Regions from separate parts of the Homo sapiens genome. Here region 2 is linked to region 1. Evidence: chromatin loops called from intact Hi-C (ENCODE). Cell type or tissue: IMR-90. All regions are shown on one strand. Links, peaks and the distances in the headings refer to the core of each region. The heading gives the core; the rest is flanking DNA. Region 1 has its middle 7.0 kb from the start of IL16. Region 2 has its middle 17 kb from the start of CFAP161.

What was found. Peaks named below come from ENCODE experiments on the same cell type or tissue, not always from the same donor. Only the 100,000 strongest peaks of a DNase experiment are listed, where the experiment ranks them.
Region 2: it touches region 1 in a loop (5-fold over the local background); 3 of 110 quality-filtered maps call a loop at or near these places.

The regions. Positions count from the first base shown.
Region 1 is chr15:81,185,361-81,194,382 of GRCh38, forward strand. It overlaps a transcript of IL16 not described here. Among named protein-coding and RNA genes, the nearest start is that of IL16, 7.0 kb to the right of the region's middle. RefSeq lists an enhancer at 4,173-5,372. In IMR-90, for the core only: no CTCF peak of the experiment used is centred there; a DNase peak (open chromatin) is centred at 4,421; H3K27ac peaks cover 2,241 bases.
Region 2 is chr15:81,112,665-81,121,686 of GRCh38, forward strand. It overlaps a transcript of CFAP161 not described here and the pseudogene ANP32BP3. Among named protein-coding and RNA genes, the nearest start is that of CFAP161, 17 kb to the right of the region's middle. In IMR-90, for the core only: no CTCF peak of the experiment used is centred there; DNase peaks (open chromatin) are centred at 3,987 and 4,677; H3K27ac peaks cover 838 bases.

The DNA of each region.
Region 1 (9,022 bases), core at 2,910-5,409:
TCCTTTTTTTTTTTTTGACAGGATCTCATCTGTCGCCCAGGCTAGAGTGCAGTGGCATGATCATGGCTCACTATGGCCTCAACCTCCTGGGTTCAAGTAGTTCTCCCACCTCACCCTCCTTAGTAGCTGAGACTACAGGAGCGTGCCACCATGCCTGGCTAAATTTTATTTTTTTGTAGAGATGGAGTCTTCCTATGTTGCTCAGGCTGGTGAGCCACTGTGCCCAGCCTGGAATTTATTTTCAACAAATTATTTATTTAGAGTATTCTAGGCTTCAAGCACTGTGCTGGGCTCTGGGGATCTAATGGGACACATTAAACAAACAACTGTACACACATAAATATAACGGCAAAGAGGGTTAAGTTCTATGGGAGGCTGTAACAGGGAACTGGCCTAGTCTGGCAGATCAGCGTGGGGCTTCCCTGAGGAGGTGCTATTTGAGTTGTTTTCTGAAGGGTGTGTGGGAGTTACACTGGGGCAGAGATGGAGAAGCAAATGGGCGAATTGTAGAATAGGGATGGGAAAAGAAAGTGTTTTAAATCTTACCAGCTTAACCTAGCCACTGTGAGTTTTTTAAGTGTACATCCATCCAGTCTGTTTTTCTTGCAGCATCTTAAACAAATTATGGTGACTTGTTAGCTAAGGGAATAAGATCTTTTTGCTGGTGGGGCAAGGTTTTGCCTGTGTATCAGCCAGTTGTCTCTGTTCCCCACATCTGGCAGCCAACCCCTCAGTGTGCATCCCTCACTACCAGAGGCCTCGCCCTGAACCCTGGAAAGCCCTCAGTAATACCAGCAGCTCCCTCTTCCTGAGTGCTTTCAGCACCAGGCATTGATTTAGGATCAACCTGCATGAGCACTGACTCATTTGATCTTACCTACAGCGCTTTATTTTTATTTTTATTTTTTATTTTTACCTACAGCACTGTGGGGTACATGCTGTTGTCTTTACTTCTCAGGTGAACCAAAACAAGACACAGGGAGTTTAACCAGGTGGTGAGTGGCAGGACAGATTTGAACACAGGCGGGTCTATTCCATCCTAAAGCCTGTACTCTTAGTAAGCAGTATGCAGCTGAAAAAGCACGGTGAGCTTTCTACATATCCATACTGCTCACATGCTGATGCTTCCACTCGACATTGGGTTGTGGATAACTTCTCAGTTCCGACAAAGTTATCTGAACCACCAGTCTTACCAACCTCAGAAAAACAGATCAGATGCCTGTGCAGTAATTTATTTAACCATTCCCCAATTATGGACATCTTGGCTTGCTTTCAATTTTATGTTTTCCAAAATATCATCATAAATATTTTCAAACATATGGAAAAGAGGAAAGAATTGTAGTCAACATACCTATGTCCACTATCTAGATTCTACAAATAACATTTTAGTATATTTGCTTTATCACATCTATCCATCTCTCCATCCCTCTGTCCATCCATGCATCCATCTTTTTTTTTCATTTTTTTCTTTTTTAAATATAGAGATGAAGTCTTACTATGTTGCCCAGGGGAGCCTCGAACTCCTGTCCCCAAGTGATCCTCCCTGCCTCAGCATCCTAAAGTGCTGAGATTACAAGAGTGAGCCACCATGCCTGGCTATCCATCTCATTTTTGAATGCATTTCCAAATAAGTTGGGGATTAAATAAAGAGTACCTGAGGGCCCAAAGTAGCCCCCCTGGCTTCCTCTCTAGTAGAAAGTAGGGTGAGGATATAGGTGATCTCCCTTTGGAGGCAGACTATGTGTGTGCACTTACTTACACTGGCGAACCTTCCAGGGTGGAACTTGACTTCATCATACATCTAACTTTCAATATTTGTTTACTGTTGTTCTTTCAGGTAAGATTTACATACAGTGAAATGTATGTATCTTAAGTGCACTGTTCAGTTCATTGTGAAAAGTGTATATCCCAGTGTAAAGCACACCCCTAGCAAGGCATAAAATGTTATCATCACTGGCTGGATGCAGTGGCTCACATCCGTAATCGCTACACTTTTGTAGGCTGAGTAGGGAGATGGCTGATGCCCAGGAGTTCAAGACCAGTCTGTGCAACATAGCAAGACCCCATCTCTAAAAAAATTAAAAATTTGCTGGGTGTGACGGTGCACACCTGTAATCCCAGGTACTTGGAAGGCCGAGGCAGGAGGGTTGCTTGAGTCTGGGAGGTTGAGTTTGCAGTGAACTATGATTGTATCACTGCATTCCCGCCTGAGTGACAGTAAGACTTTGTTCACCCCCACCCAAAAAAATTACCATCATGATCACCCCATAAAGCTCTTTTGTGCCCTTCTCAGTTGCTTTCAATTTTTGCTGATAATACACAACTTGTTGCTAACTTTAAAGACCTGATTAAATAAAGTATGGCACCTGCTTTGTCCTCCTTTGACCGTGGGGGCAGAACCTTTGCCTGCAAAGGCCCCCAGTTGTGGTGAGCAGACCTCATGATGAGTTCAAGTGCAGACTTTGGCTGGGGGTTCTGGGATAAGAAAGCAGCACCAAGCCATGGGTTATTCTGGGCTAAAGGGCAACAAGGTACGGAGAGTGGTCCTGGCTATCTCTGGGCTTGGGATTAGGGTTGCAGTTTTGGGTTCTGACAGTGAGGTTAGAAACAGGCCAGGGAAGAGGAGATGGAGCAGGGGCCCCATGGGTGGTGAGCACTGTATTGAGGCTTTGTATGTCCTTGTTTATCCTGAGGGCCTCACCTGAGCCCCCATGGACCCTAAGGCCCAGTGATGGGTGCCAAGCTGTTCCCACTAGAGTTGTCCTCATATTTCCTGCTGCAGTCCAGACTAGAATGGGCATTGGAGGCAATGCATGTACCTTTCGCTAGCAAGATGAATACAAAAACAGCACAAAATAGATTGCAGGTAGTGTCGGGCAGATGTGCTTTCAGCCGTCTGAATCGCTATGTTGTTATGAGGTGGAGAGGGGGAGGGTATAGACACAGGCATTTCTGGCTCTTGCACACTGCTGTTCTTTTCTTCCCATTGCAGAGGGTGTGTGGAGCACTGCGGGCGAGATGGAGCTGAGGGAAGGCAGAGCTGGTACGTGTTGAACGTCCACTGTATTTCAGGCAGTGAGAGCGTTCTGTATAAGTCTTATAATAACCCATTTTACAGATGAGGAAGCTGATGCTCAGAAAGAGGACTGGCTTCCCTCAGGTCAGACACTAGTCAGCAGCAGCCCAGGGGATAGGTACTCAGGCTGCTGGACTCCTGGACCAGTGCTCTTTTCAATGCAAACCCCTCCTGTGACTAGGGTGTGCACGTGCATACGTATGCCTGTAACAGGTTAGATCCATGTGTTGATGTGTCTATATTGTCTCTGTGTCTATGCATCTGATCACAAAGAATCCCTCTTTCCCTCCTTCCTTTGCCCTTCTTCCTCCCGGCCTTTTTTTCTTCTTTCTCTTCCTCTTCTCATCCCTTCCTCTCACAGCTACTTAGCATCCAGTTTGTGTCAGGTACTATGCTCAATACCAGGGCTACAAAGAAAGATATGGCACAGCCCCTGGCAGCAAGGCTTTATTCTCTTACTGGTAAGGCAGACACACGGATGAGAGAACTCAGCATGGAGTGCTTTGGGAGGACAGAAGGGCAGCTCCTTATTTATTTCTTATTTATTGAAACAAGGAGTGCAGTGGTATGATCAAGGCTCACTGCAGCCTTGACCTCCTGGCTTAAGCCTGGGCTTAAGCAATCCTCCCGCCTCAGCCTCCTAAGTAACTGAGACTATAGGCACATGCCACCATGCCAAGATAATTTTTTTTTTTTTTTTTTTTTGAGACGGAGTCTCACTACATCACCCAGGCTGGAGTGCAGTGGCACGATCTTGGCTCACTGCAACCTCCACCTCCTGGGTTCAAGCGATTCTTTTGCCTCAGCCTCCCGAGTAGCTGGGATTACAGGAGCCTGCCATCGTGCCCGGCTAAGTTTTGTATTTTTAGTACAGACAGGGTTTCTCCATGTTGACCCAGCTTGTGTCCAACTCCTGATCTCAAATGATCCACCTGCCTTGGTCTCCTAAAGTGCTGGGATTACAAGCATGAGCCACTGCACCTGGCCCATACCAAGCTAATTTTTCATTTTTATTTTTGTAGGGACAGAGTCTTGCTGTAGAGACAGGGTCTTTCCCAGGCTGGTCTTGAACTCCTGGCCTCAAGTGATTCTCCCACCTCAGCCTCCCAAAGAGTTAGGATTACAGGTCTGATCCACTACGACCAGTCAAGTGATTTAATGTGTGAGTTGGGAGGGGGTGTCAGGGAAGTCTTCCTGGAGGAGGTGATTCTGAGCCAAGCCTTGAAAAACATACAAGAGTTCACTGGAGGCAGGGCTTGTTGAAGCTCTTGCTTAGAAAGGGCAGAGTGTGCTGACATGTGGAGGTGGAAGGATGCACGAAGCATCTGGAGGAACTTCAAGCGTCGGAGAGACAAGCCTGTGTTCTTGGGCAGGGATTTAAAATTTTTACTTATTGAGTCAGTCATGTCATGACAACAACAAATTAAGAGAAGAAAGTAGGGATTTCTTAATCTTTAAAAATGTTGCTTTCTGATGCAAGGCAGGAAGCGGCGTTCCTCAGATACTTGTGTGGGCAGAAAGACTGAAAGCGTGGGACAAATAACTGCTTTGCACAGCTGGGCACCATCCACCTCGAACTCCACCCTTGTCCTGTCTGAAGCCACGCAGGCCAGGGCCCCTGGCCAGGGCATCTCGGACATTCTGTGACAGCCAGAAAAGACGAGGGACTCAACTGCCTCCACACCCTTGTAAAAGGCAAGACCCCAAACTGAACACATGGTTCCTGCCAAAGTCTTGCTGAGTGGAAACATTCTCCCCCTTCTCCCCCGGGTGTGTCACTCATTAATACCTGGCCTTTTCTTGTTGCCAGGTGGTGCTGTGCAAACCATCCTAATATTGGCCTTAAAAATAGCACCACCCAGGCACTGACCACTCCCTCCCAGTGTGGCGTTTAACCCTTTCTAAGCCCACCCATGTGATAGGGCTGAAGGGGATGGGTAGGAATCTACAGATGCTCAGCACGGCAATGTTTACTTACTCAGCTTTTGTTACAAGGACAAGAACTGACTGGATTTTGTTGTCAGATAATCCTGGGTTAACATCCTGGCTCTGTACTTTGGGCTTTGAGTTGTTTTACTCCCTGTGATGTCTCTTCCTCCCTTTCTTATAAGAAAAAGGGGAAATCATTATGGTACCAACCCTCCAAGTGAATTGTGGAGCTGGATACTGTGTGGATGGTACTTAGCCTTGTGTCTAGCTGTTCCATGGTGAGCAGGCCTATGCAAACCTACCCCCAAAGGCTGAGGAAGTTGAGGGGCCAAAGAAAGAAGCTGAAAAATCCAGTTTCTTAGAAAGAAATGTTGAATAGGGACTTATGTCCAGAAGCCATGTCTGTGTCTAGGACGGCGAGACAAGATGGTGAATCCCCACAATTACACCCCAGACCCAGGGTTTATATATCATAGGAGAAGGGTACAGTGCTTCAGAAGGAATGGGTAGGGTGATTGCTCAAGGTCAGGATTTATGGTAAGTACAATAACATCAAGATTGTTTTGACCTAAGGGTAGGATAAGTACATGCTCTTATACAAGGAACAGTAGATAGACTAGAAACCTTACGAGACTTTCCTGGAACTGGAGTTAATCAGAATCCAACATGGGGGATTAGCACCCAAGATGGAGTTGCCTCAGCCTCCACACTGGCCCACAGCAAGTGCTGCACAAATGCTTGTTGTTGCTGTTATTAATCAGCCAAGGTTCTATATCTCTGAGTACTTTTTATTTGTTTTAGAGCCATGAATTAAACCAAGTGATTCTTCTTGTCATAACCGGAGGGTCATGAATGCTCTTGGAACTAAACTCTCTTCCCTTGGAGAGAACATTCTGTTTCCTAATCTGTGGCTTCTAGGAGCTAAGAGAGATACTGTGAATATGTTTTTTAAGTTCCATTTAAACCTGGGCCTAATCACATAAATTACGCTAAGGAAATGTCTGGAAGAGCTCTTTGTAAACTGAAAACTACAAACAAATGTAGAAACTCATTACATGGCATTAGTCATTTATTCATTCATTTATGCATTGATTCACTCAGTAAATGTTTATCAACCCTTTATGGGCCAGGCATGCTCTAGTGCTGGGGACCCCACAGTGAACAGGCTGATGAGGTCCCTGTGTGGGACCTAGATGGGGCGGATGGGTGGTATGTAAGTACCCAAGCAGACTAACAAGACAGCTTCAAATGCTGGCAAGTTCTATGAAGAAAATAAAATAAGGAGAGGTAACGGTGAGTGCCTGGTTTAGGTTGAGTGGTCAAGAAAGATCCCACTTAGGAGATGGAGTCAGGGAAGAGCCAGCCATATGAAGATCTGGAAGTGGAACTTTCCTGTAAGAGAAAACAGCTAGGGCAGAAGTCTTAGGGTGACAAGGGCATGGCTTATTCAAGAAAGAGCCAGAAGGCCAGGGTGGCTGTGGGATGCAGCGAGCAGGAGAGGCAGAGGTGGAAGCTGGAGTTTGGGAGATAAACAAGGGTGAGATCATTTAGCTCCTTTGGGACACTGTAAGGAATTTGGGTATTATTTTGGAAAACAACGCAAAGCCTTTGGAAGGGGTGGAGCACAGGGCATTTTTGGGGCAGTAAATATATCTCTCTGTCTGATACTACAGTGGTAGATCCATAACGCTATGCACTTGTCAGAACCCATAGAACTGCACAACACAATGGGTGAACCATCACGTAAGCCATGAACTTTAGCTAATAATCATGTATCAGTATTGATTTATCAATTGTAAAAAGGTACCACGCCAATGCAAGATGTTAATAGTATGGGAAATTGTGTGTGTGGAGAGGGAGATCAGTATTCGGGAGTTCTGTACTTTCTATGCAATATTTCTGTAAAGCTAAAACTGCTCAGAACAATAAAGTTTATTAAATTTTTAAAAAAGTGGTTGGGTGCAGTGGCTCATGCCTATAATCCCAGCACTTTGGGAGGCCAAGGAAGGAGGACTGCTTGAGGCCAGGAGTTCAAGACCAGCCTGGGCAACACAGAGAGACCGTGTCTCTACAAAAAAAAAGAAAAAAGAAAAAATAGCCAAATGTGGTGGCATGTGCTTGTTGTCCTAGCTACTCGGGAGGCTGAGGCTGGAGGATTGCTTGAGCCAGGAGTTTAAGGCTGCAGTTAGCTATGATCATACCACTACCCTGCAGCCTGGGCCACAGAGCAAGATGCTGTCTCAAAAACAAACAAACAAACAAAAAACAGTTTTTAAAAGTAATTCAAAGCCCTTGCAAATTTTATGCTGATCCAATTTATATTTTCAAAAAGCCTACCTGCTATTATGTGAAAAATGGATTATGAAGGTCTGCATAGGAACCAGAATCCCAGTTAGAAGGTGAAAGCTATAATCAGACAAGAGGCACTGGTAAGAGGAGGGTGGCGGCAGTGAAGATGGAGAGAAGCGGAAAGAAAGTGGGATAGCTTCTGGGGATAGAGCCAACGAGAATCACTGATAAATTGGATGTGATGTGGAAGGTTAGAGAGATGGAGGGATCAAGATGAATAAAAACTCACAGAGGGCTTATTCTGGCAGGCACTGTTCTAAGAACCTTACAAGTATTACCATATTTAGCCCAAACAAACCTTGTGAGGTGGATGTTAGTGCACTAGCCAGCCTATAGATGACAAAACCAGTCCACAGAGAAGTGCCTTTTTGCCTGCCTATGATCATGCACTTGGGCAGGGACAGACCTGCGAGATGAACCCAGGAATTTTGGCTTCAGAGCCTGTGCTATGTTCTTCCCACCTTGATACTGAGGATTTTGGCTTGGGAAATTGATGGATGCTAGTGACAATTACCAAAATGTGGAAGTTTAGGGAAGAAACATTTTATTAGGGGGGGAATCAAGAGTACTGTTGGCAGTGTTCCTTTTTTTTGCCTCACTGAATAACAGCCAGGCAATGTTACTTTTGAAATTTAAGTTAAACCCCAGCTGAAGATGTTAAGCAAGTGGTAGGAAAAAAGAGTCAGAATTCAAGGAGAAGTCCAGGCCTGGAGAAGTGAATTTGGGAGTTGTTGGCATGTGCGTGGTATATTTGCTTGTGGACTGGCTTCAGTTGCTTGTCGTGATTGTAAGTATCTTAGTGATGGAATATTACTTTGAAAGGATGCAAGCCTGATGGACAGTTTGAAAGAAAAAAAGGCCAGAGAGAGGGCAGCATGGTCTACATGGAAGTCAGCTAGAATTTTCGTATGAAGTTAAAACCCTTGGTTTGAATCTATATGTTGCTGTGGGCCAGGGAAAGAGGGGAAGAGAGCCGGGGAGCGGGAATCAAGGGACCAATGGCTTCTGACTGCACAGCCTTGGACGTGCACTTTTTGGACATGTAACTTCTCTGAGTCTCAGTGTTTGCATCCGTAAGTGGGGACGTACAATAAAATCATCAAGTTTTGGCCTCAACATTCTGTCTAAGTTGAAAGTGCTAAATGCAGAGAGAATTTATTATCATCATGTCCATTACTGTCAGGTTACATTACTAGTAACATTACATTACTAGTTAAAATTGTTACATTACTAGTTAAAATTGTTAAATTATATTCTGCGTCATGTTACATTACTAGTTAAAATTGTTACATTACTAGTTAAAATTGTTAAATTATATTCTGCTCATGATAATACAGTTCGCATGACCAAAAGTGTACAGCATAAAGAATTCCCAAGGCATTTTATAGATTGCAGGACAGCTCTTTGCTCAGACCTCTGAGCAGCCCTGTCAGATTATTGGGTTATTGTTTCCATTTTGTGGACATGGAAACTGAGACTCAGTAAGGTAAAAGGACTTGCAGTTGACAGAGCCGCTTAGTACAGAAGCTGGGGCTTATTGCTCTGACCCTAAGCTCTTTATTTTGCCATTGTTTGAACAGAATAGGAGATGACCCTGTTGTGTCATTTTAAGGACACACTTTCTTTTTGCCTTCTGAATATGTTTACTTGCCACAACAAACATGTATT
Region 2 (9,022 bases), core at 2,495-4,994, 73 kb before region 1:
TGGGGTTATAGGTTTACAAGTGCTTATTACATTATTTAAAAATAACCGGCTAAATAACTAGAGGACCACTGCTGAGAGTGTGTCATAATCCAATTTAATGTACCTGAGACCCTAAAATAAATACATAAATCATAAAAAAGAAAACAATAGCAAATTAAGTTTTCTAGTATATAGCTAGTTTATGTCAAAATAATACTTTTAAAGCGAGGTGAGTGGTGGCCTGATTTTAAGGGGATATTTATTGCTAAGTAATACTGAGTAAATTGCACAGCATCCAATAATGTATGAGTGCATTTCTGTTTTAATCTTGGCTTTGAGAGTTTTTGAGGAATGTAAATTTAAAACTTGATATAATCACATGTAAAATGAATATTTTATGATAAAAAGAGTAAAAAGTAATAAAAGGAGAATTTAAAAAATCCCTTGCATATTTATTATTTTATTATCACCTGGCTTTTAAATTCATCTGCGTTGTAAGTTGTGAGATGATTCTTTATGTTACTTTGTTTATCTTGTTAAGATTCATTTGGGGAGTCAAGGGACTCTGCTCATGCCCAAGTCTGTGCCCTCTAATGAGTAACACCAGAGACTGCACAGTGTCCAGGAAATAGACTTCAGCAAACTAGTCTAGCCAAGGTCACTGGAGTGTTTTCCAACACTAACAACCAATTATTGATTCTCCAGACACCAACTGGGTGTCCAACAATTAAATTCCACTCTGACATTAACTACCTGGAGTTAGTGTCAGATTTCACAGGCTAAAAGCGTTCGGTTTTACAAGACTGCCTTCACTTCAGATGCCAAGTGCAAGTCCTGGGCCACCCATACTTCTGGCTGTAAAATCAGGAGTTCCCATGGCCCCCTCCTCAAGTTCAATTATTTGCTAGAATGACTCATAGAGCCAGGAAAGTACTCTGCGTTTACTGATTTATTACAAAGGATGTTATAAAGGATACAACTCAGTAACAGCCAAATGGAAGAGATGCATAGGGTAAGGAGTGAGGAAAGGGGTGCAGAGCTTCCATGACTTTTCTGGGTGCCACCTTCCCAGCACCTCGATGTGTTCACCAGCCCAGGAGCACATCAACATTTATTGTTCAAGAGTTCTCTCAGAGCTTAATCTCCAGCCCCTCACCTTTCTTCTTGGAGCTGGGTCAGTGGAGCTAAAAGTCTCCACTCTCGAATCACTTGGTCCTTCTGGTGGCCAGTCCCATCACGAGGCTATCTAAGGGCTCCACCCTAAGTTACCTGATTCGTATAAATTCAGTGTGATCAAAAGGAGCTTATTATGAATAACAAAAGACATTCTCATCATTCAGGAAATTCCAAGGGTTTTAGGAGCTCTGTGCCAAGAACAAAGAAGAAAAACCAAATATGTTTCTTATAATACCACAGTTGCCAAACAAATATACTAGCAAACAAGCAAACAAAAACAATGAGCCCTGGGCATGGAGAAAAAATAGACAGAGCTGCTACAACATACAGGCATACCTCAGAGATAACGTGGGTTTGTTTCCAGACTGCTGCACTGAAGCATATATTGCATTAAAGTGAGTCACATAGATTTTTGTTTTCCCAGTGCATATAAACATTTATACTTACACTATACTGTGGTCTATTAAGTGTTCAATGGCTTTATGTCTAAAAAATGTACATATCTTAATTTAAAAATAGTTTACTGCTAAAAAATGCTTAGAGCCATTTGGGCTTTCAGTGAGTTGTAATCTTTATGATAGTGGAGGATCTTGCCTTGCTGTTGTTGGCTGCTGACTGTTGAGGGTGGGGGTTGATTAGGGTGGCTATGGCAATTTCTTAAAATAACACAACAAAGAAGTTTGCCACATTGATTGACTCTTCTTTCACATGTCAATCTAAACAAACAGAGAGAGGCTCTCTGAAAGAAAAGATGTATGTTTGGGGATAGAACATCGCAATGGGAATATGCATGTCATAGTAAACTAAGTGCATATTCATGGAGGTAGAGGAAGACGAGGGTTTTTGTTTGTTTGTTTGTTTTAAGACGGAGTCTCGCTCTGTCGCCCAGGCTGGAGTGCAGTGGCGCGATCTCGGCTCACTGCAAGCTCCGCCTCCCGGGTTCACGTCATTCTCCTGCCTCAGCCTCCCGAGTAGCTGGGACTGCAGGCACCCACCACCACGCCCAGCTAATTTTTTGTATTTTTAGTAGAGACAGGGTTTCACCATGTTGGTCAGGATGGTCTCTATCTCCTGACCTTGTGATCCGCCCACCTCGGCCTCCCAAAGTCCTAGGATTACAGGCGCAAGGGTTTTTAAAATAAAAAAAATGAGGATTGCATAATTGTTTTGAAACAATTATCCTTGGCTAAAAAGATCGATAACAAGGGTGATGCCAAGTCCAAGGTGGGACAGGCAGTTGTTGGGAAGATGTTTTTGCAGAAGGATTTTTTGTATAAGTTTGTGACGACTTTTGTGCAAGGTTGTGGTTTGTGCAGTCTTTTTTATTATCAGGCATACAAGCATGAAAACTCTTTCTTCATGGCCTTCTCTGGCTCTACTTGTCAGGGAATTTTTTCTTTTTTTAGCATTAGTGACTCCATTTTGATTCTGATAACTTTCACATTTCCCGTTTTTGATCAATATCTTTTTCCAAAAGCATCACTGAACAATCAACCTGTAGTTAGGTTTTGATGTCTCTGGATGCTGGGATGAACCTGTTCCAGTGGTTGGTCTTGTGTCACACTGGGAGCAGTGGAGGGGGGTAATTGGTCACTAGTAGTCAGTGTCAAAACCCTTTTAGCTACATTTGCGTAAAGAGGAAGGTTGGAGGAAGTGGCTTTAAGTCAAGTCTGCTAGAATCCATTACTAAGCTCAATTTTGCAATTATGTCAAAGTGCTGAGCCAGTATTATTTCGTACTTCTGAAGACATTTAATAAATAACAGATCCAAAGTTTAAAAAGGGAAAATACAAAGTAAAAATTAATAATTATATGACAAAATTCTAGTTTGCATAATGGGTTTCAGCTAGAACCTAGGCTTTTGTTTTTCATTTGTTTTGAGACAGGGCTCACTCTGTCACTGCAGCTGGAGTGCAGTGGAGTCATTGCCTCTCACTGCAACCTCAATCTCTCAAGCTCAAGTGATCTCTTATGGTCAGCCTCCCAAGTAGCTGGGACTACAGCAGGTACCACTGTGCCTAGCTAATTAATTTTTTTTTTTTTTTTTTAACAGAGACAGGGTTTCACTATGTTGCCCAGGCTGATTGCGAGCTCCTGGGCTCAAGCAATACTCCCACCTCAACCAGAATCTAGGCTTAAAGACAATTAATTGAATGAATCAAATGACTATAGGGAATAAGTGAGACCTGTTGTAACCATGTGGCCTGTTTTCTTATGTTGTAAACATAAGTCTGAACTTTTCCAGAGAAGAATGTGTTTAGGTACAGCATGTAGTATTAGCAACAGTACAGACGTTTTCTTATTTAACCAGTGGTTACTAAAGGATTTCTTAGAGTAGGTTCCGTTAGGTTACCAGCTATTAACTGTGGAATTTCGGTTACACCATTTCACTTGCCAAGTGAAAAAGGTTACATTAAGGGAGGTAAAAGTCTCATTATGTTATGGAGTCATTTCTTTTTTAAAAATTTTATTTTATTAAGAACAAATTTTTTGAGATGGATTCTTGCTCTGTTGCCCAGGCTGGAGTGCAGTGGCACAATCTTGGCTCACTGCAGCCTCCGCCTCCTGGGTTCAAGTGATTCTCCTGCCTCAGTCTCCCAAGTAACTGGGACTACAGGCGCACGCCATAACGCCCAGCTAATTTTTTTTGTATTTTTGGTAGAGATGGGGTTTCACCATGTTGGTCAGGCTGGTCTCAAACTCCTGACCTCAGGTGATCCACCCGCCTCAGCCTCCCAAAGTGCTGGGATTACAGGCTTGAGTCACTGCGCCTGGCCTGGAGTCTTATTTCAACATCTTGGGAAAAGCTGTTTATGGTGTGAAAACATCAACTTTTTCCCCTGGTTTGTAGTGTGAGTATCTCTGGTCATGACATTGGGTGGCTTGGTGAGTTTTTTGTGTGATTCATACACCGAGCATGAGGCTTGTTTCTTAAAATTTGTCTAGTTTCAGCTTGTAGGGCTTTAGGAATAGGGCAACTTTTGTTTTTAGTTGGAGAGTTGTAGCCAAATATTAGAGAAAATTAGGAGAATTCAGGGTCTAGTCTAGTCTACAGGTAGATAATGAGAACTTGTAAACAATTCACAAGGCTGCAATCCAATACAGATGGCTTATAGTGTTGTTTTTGGAAAACTAACCTTTTCTCTCTGCACTGATCACTTAGGAATCTCATATTAAAAAACCTTTTGGGGCTAGGAATCCATAGGAAGGCAGACTTTAGATTTTTACATACAGTTTTAAGGTTCTTGGACCTGCCAGGAAGTGACAATTTTTACTCACTGTGAGGCTGGGAACTCTGGAAGCCAGGCATTTTCTGCACATTCTTAAATATGATATTTTAGTCAAAATCTTGGTAATATAACCAATGTTTCCAATTGTATCATACTTATAAAGAGATTATACATATATATATAATATACACTATATATATTCAGTGTTAAGATTTTATTTTCAAAGCTTTTTTGTTGTACAGAAAGTAAAAATGCTGTCGCAATCTCAGTGTAATTGGTAGCCACAGATGGTTGACTCACCAATCACAGCTATCCACGCTACAGCAAGAGTCTCACACAAAAAGCTAACAATGCTTACAATTTTGTTGGGGTGAAGTCCCTAAGCTCGGTGGTAGATTACCAAGAGGGACTAAATGGAGGAAGGCAGAATGTCACAGAACCTATTCTTTGGCTCTTTGGGTGGGTGGATGTCCTGGGGTTTGTATCACAGCTACTTTTTTTTTTTTTTTTTTTTAAACAGCTACCAAATCCATGAATAGTCCAAACAATACTGAACAGTTCTGTTTCTGCAGGTGGTCTGGGGTCTTAACCATCTTCTTCATCATCTGTTTCTCTCTTCCTGTTTTCACCTTTTCCGCTTTCTTCCTCCTCTTCATCCTCATCTTCATCCTCATCCATCTTCATCTTTATCAAGTCCAAATTCTTCTTCCTCCTCGCTGACTTCATCTTTGTCATCATCCCCTTCTACATCTTCGTCTTCATCTTCCTCTTCATCCAACTCCTCTTCTTCACCATCCTCATTCTCCTAGTCCTTCTCATCTTCTCCTTCTTCATCCTCCTCCTCTTTATCCACACCATCCACCTGGGCATCTGAGTCAGGGGCTTCCTGGTCCTCTGGGTCATAGGTATCCAAGCAGGTCAGCTGAGGCAGGAGCTTGAAGACACTCTCTTGGTAGTCATTCAGGTTAATAACCTCACAGTTAAAGAGGTCCAGGCTTTTTAGACATTCCAACTTTTTCAAAGGTTCCAAGGTGCTGATATCTTTCAGTTTTTTTCCACTTAAGTTTAAATGTGTGAGATTTGGAAGTTTTTCTGCAGACATATTCAGACCTCCAAAGATTCTATTTTCACTGAGTACAAATTTTTTCAATTTAGGCAGCTTGGGGAGATTTGAAATTGAAATCAAACCTACATTTATTAAACGGAGGAACTCTAAGTTCACAAATTCAGCTGTTAAGCTCTCAATTTTCCAGTCATTTGATTTGCAGTTGTCCAAGACATGTTCTCGAACCCTCTTTAAACACTCTTACATCTCAGCTGAAAAACGTCGAGCACGCCAGGTAAACCTGATGGACGAATTCCCACAAGTTCGCGGCTTGTTAACCACAGCCACCTGAGGGCACGAAACCCGGCTGCTTGTGGGACCGGAGCGGGGTGGGAGGCCACGCGGGGCCGCCCTCAGCGGGAAAGCCACTCACCCGCTGGGGCGTCCGCCTGCAGCGCCACCTGGCCCCGCGCTAGTCCGCGGGGGGCTCGCGGTGGCGGGCAGTCGCGCTAAACCCGGGAGACCAAAGGGGCGATTCCTCCAGGCCGGACCAGCGCACACGCAGCCGCGCCCCACGAGGGCCGCACCGGGCTGTACTCTAGCGAGGCCAGAGGCTGCACGACCCGCCAGCGGAGCCCAGCTGAGGCCCGCCCCAAACCACCCAAGAGAGAATGTATTTTTATTGAACTTATATAAATAAAAATACTCACGAATAGTTTCTGAATTTTGGAAGAATCAGGTAGGGAGAAGAAGCAATTGCTTCTATTTTTGTATACGTTACCAAATTATTATAAACTATAGATAGCTTGTGAGATAAAATTTCCTGAAATCTGGAAAACATTTAAGTAAAGAACCAATAAGGTTTTAAATAAGAGTCGTCAGAACATTATTTTTATCAATTGCTTAGTTTCATGTATTTTGTTTTGTTTTGCTGGATGTTAATTAGCAGTTTTATGAACCCATTGGTTTTTAAATTAGGGCTCTGGAAATTTTTATTGAGTCCATTGATCTTAAAGTTACCAGATATCTGTTGTTAGAGTGTTTTCCATGAAAAGCAATTTTAGACTATAGCTGATTGCAAATACTTTTAAAGAAGAATTCAAAACAATAATTATAGATGACAAAAACTTAGACTAGCCATGATTAAAATCTGATGAAAGTTCCCAGTTGACAAAGAAATTTATTTATTTCTACTACATGCAGTATTTTAAGATAACAACCAGAATCATGACTGAGAGTGTCACATCAGGACTTTTATAAATTTTTATAATCTTTTATAAATTTTATATTATCGTTAGAATACTCATATTAATAAGATAGCCACACAAATACAGCTTTAGAAAACATTCAACATAGCAATAAAATTATGACTTTTAATAAATTAACAGATTTTAATAACGTTATATAATTTTTGAAACTTTATATTAATAGCATACCCATAATTGTAACTGAAAGAAGATCCAGCACCACTTACCATTTGGCAATGGCTCCCATACAATTTACCTAAGTCTAATCATTTAGTATCTCTACAAGATGAGAGAGACATTTTTTGGGGCTCTCTGGAGGCCCACCCAGAAAATCCCAGTTAATTTTAGGTCAAAAAGAGATAATTTAGAATATTGATTCTGGGGAAACCTGCCAAAGACATTAAAAGGTTCAAAACAATTGATCAAAACCCAATCACAGGCCCCAGCCCCCATGGTGGTTCATGCTTGTAATCCCAACATTTTGGGTGGTCAGTGCAGGAGGCCAGAAGTTCAACACCAGCCTGGGCAACACAGCAAGATCCTGTCTTTAAAAAAAAATTAAAAAAATAAAAATTTAAAAAAACAGAATCACCAGTCACTATAAAATAAGTTATTATCCAGAGTGATAAAAGGCTCAAAAGCAGTACAGAAAGTTGCATGGATATTAAAACCTTAACCTCTTTAAAGCCCAGTTTTCCTAAATAATAAAAAACTTAATAAAGACAAGGCAGGTATTATCTTCATAAAATGTAAAAAATATATATTTTTAAGGCCAATTACCAAAAAGCTAAAGAAAAACCTCCTGTAGTGTGATTGCTCTTCCTTAGGTGAAGCCCATTTAGATAACCTGGAACTCAAATTAATCAGACACATGAAGGGTATATCCTGGATTATGACTGTATGCTATGTTATAGAGAAATGTAAACAAGAAAACTAATACCTTGACCAGGAGAATGCATGGCTCTTAGTAATAGCATGACAAGTTTCCTGGCTACAAGGAACAATTCAGACACCTCAAGGAAAGCCAAGAGTATGGAATCAAATTATATTGGAGGAAAACATTGCTTTTCTAGACCTCCAAAATAAAATGTCAGCATCAGGTCATAACAACAGAGCTAAAACTGAAAAAAATGTTACAGCCATTGGCCAGGCCCAATGGTTCCCACCTGTAATCCCAGAATTCTGGAACACTGAGGTCGGAGGATCACTTGAGGCCAGGAGTTCAAGACCAGCTCTGACAACATAGTGAGACCTCGTCTCCACACACACACACAAGTTACAGTAGTTGACAAAAAGGTTGAAGGAGAGAGTTATCACCAGAGCCAAGCAAAAAGATACACCTTTTCAAGGGAAGAAAGAGCAGAAGGCAATGACGTATGTCCTACAAATCATATGCAGTGAGGTGCAGCAAAAGTTGAACTTATATAAATCTGAGAAGTTTCAAAAAGGAAAATTTTACCTCAAAAAATGAAGTTACCATTCTGAATGAAAAACACAGCATTTTCCAACCTAAAACTAGATAAACTAATTAGATATCTGGATGAAATAGAAACTGTCTGTAGTTTAGAAGATGGCTATTAAAGAAACGGGTTTCAGAATTAAAAATCAAAACCTCTTGCAATTCTACTAAGAGTAAATCAATACTTTAAGAAAATCTTGTTTTTACATGGAGAACCACATTTTAACATTTTGGATTAATGCATTTTTAAGGTCCAAGTTCAATCTTTAGAAAAACTTTTAAATAATTTCCTTCTAATTATAGCCAATTTGATCACACAAACAATTCCTTCTATAAATTATTTTTGATGAAACTTACTGCAACCTACTCAGACCACTGATGACATACTTGGGCTTTCTGCATTTTCCTATACTTCCTCTATCTTAAATAACCAATTATTTTACTTTAGGACAAAATTTACCATGCAAGATTCTTTCTTATTCAAAATTATTCTCTTTTCTTTTTCATGTTCTTTACCAAAAACATATTTTCATATTTATAACTTTACATTTCTATCTGCTACTTGCTGGTTCCATTTTATTTTATTTCTATTTCCTTCCTAAATCTGTATTTTAAAACAACCTTCAAATAACCTCTGAATTAGACAAAATTACTCTTTCTTTCTCAACAGAGAGCATATTTGTATACTTTTCTTATAATTTTTTTCATCAAAAACACATCTGACTTTTTTGGTATATTTTAAATACAAAGTTATATATATATATTAATTAGAATGTTTAACTCTTAGCAACCTTAAATTTTTAGCAAAAACCTGGGAAGCAAGAAATCTTGACTTGTCTGTTACATATCAGTATTTTAGAGATCAGAACTATTTTATAAGTTTTAG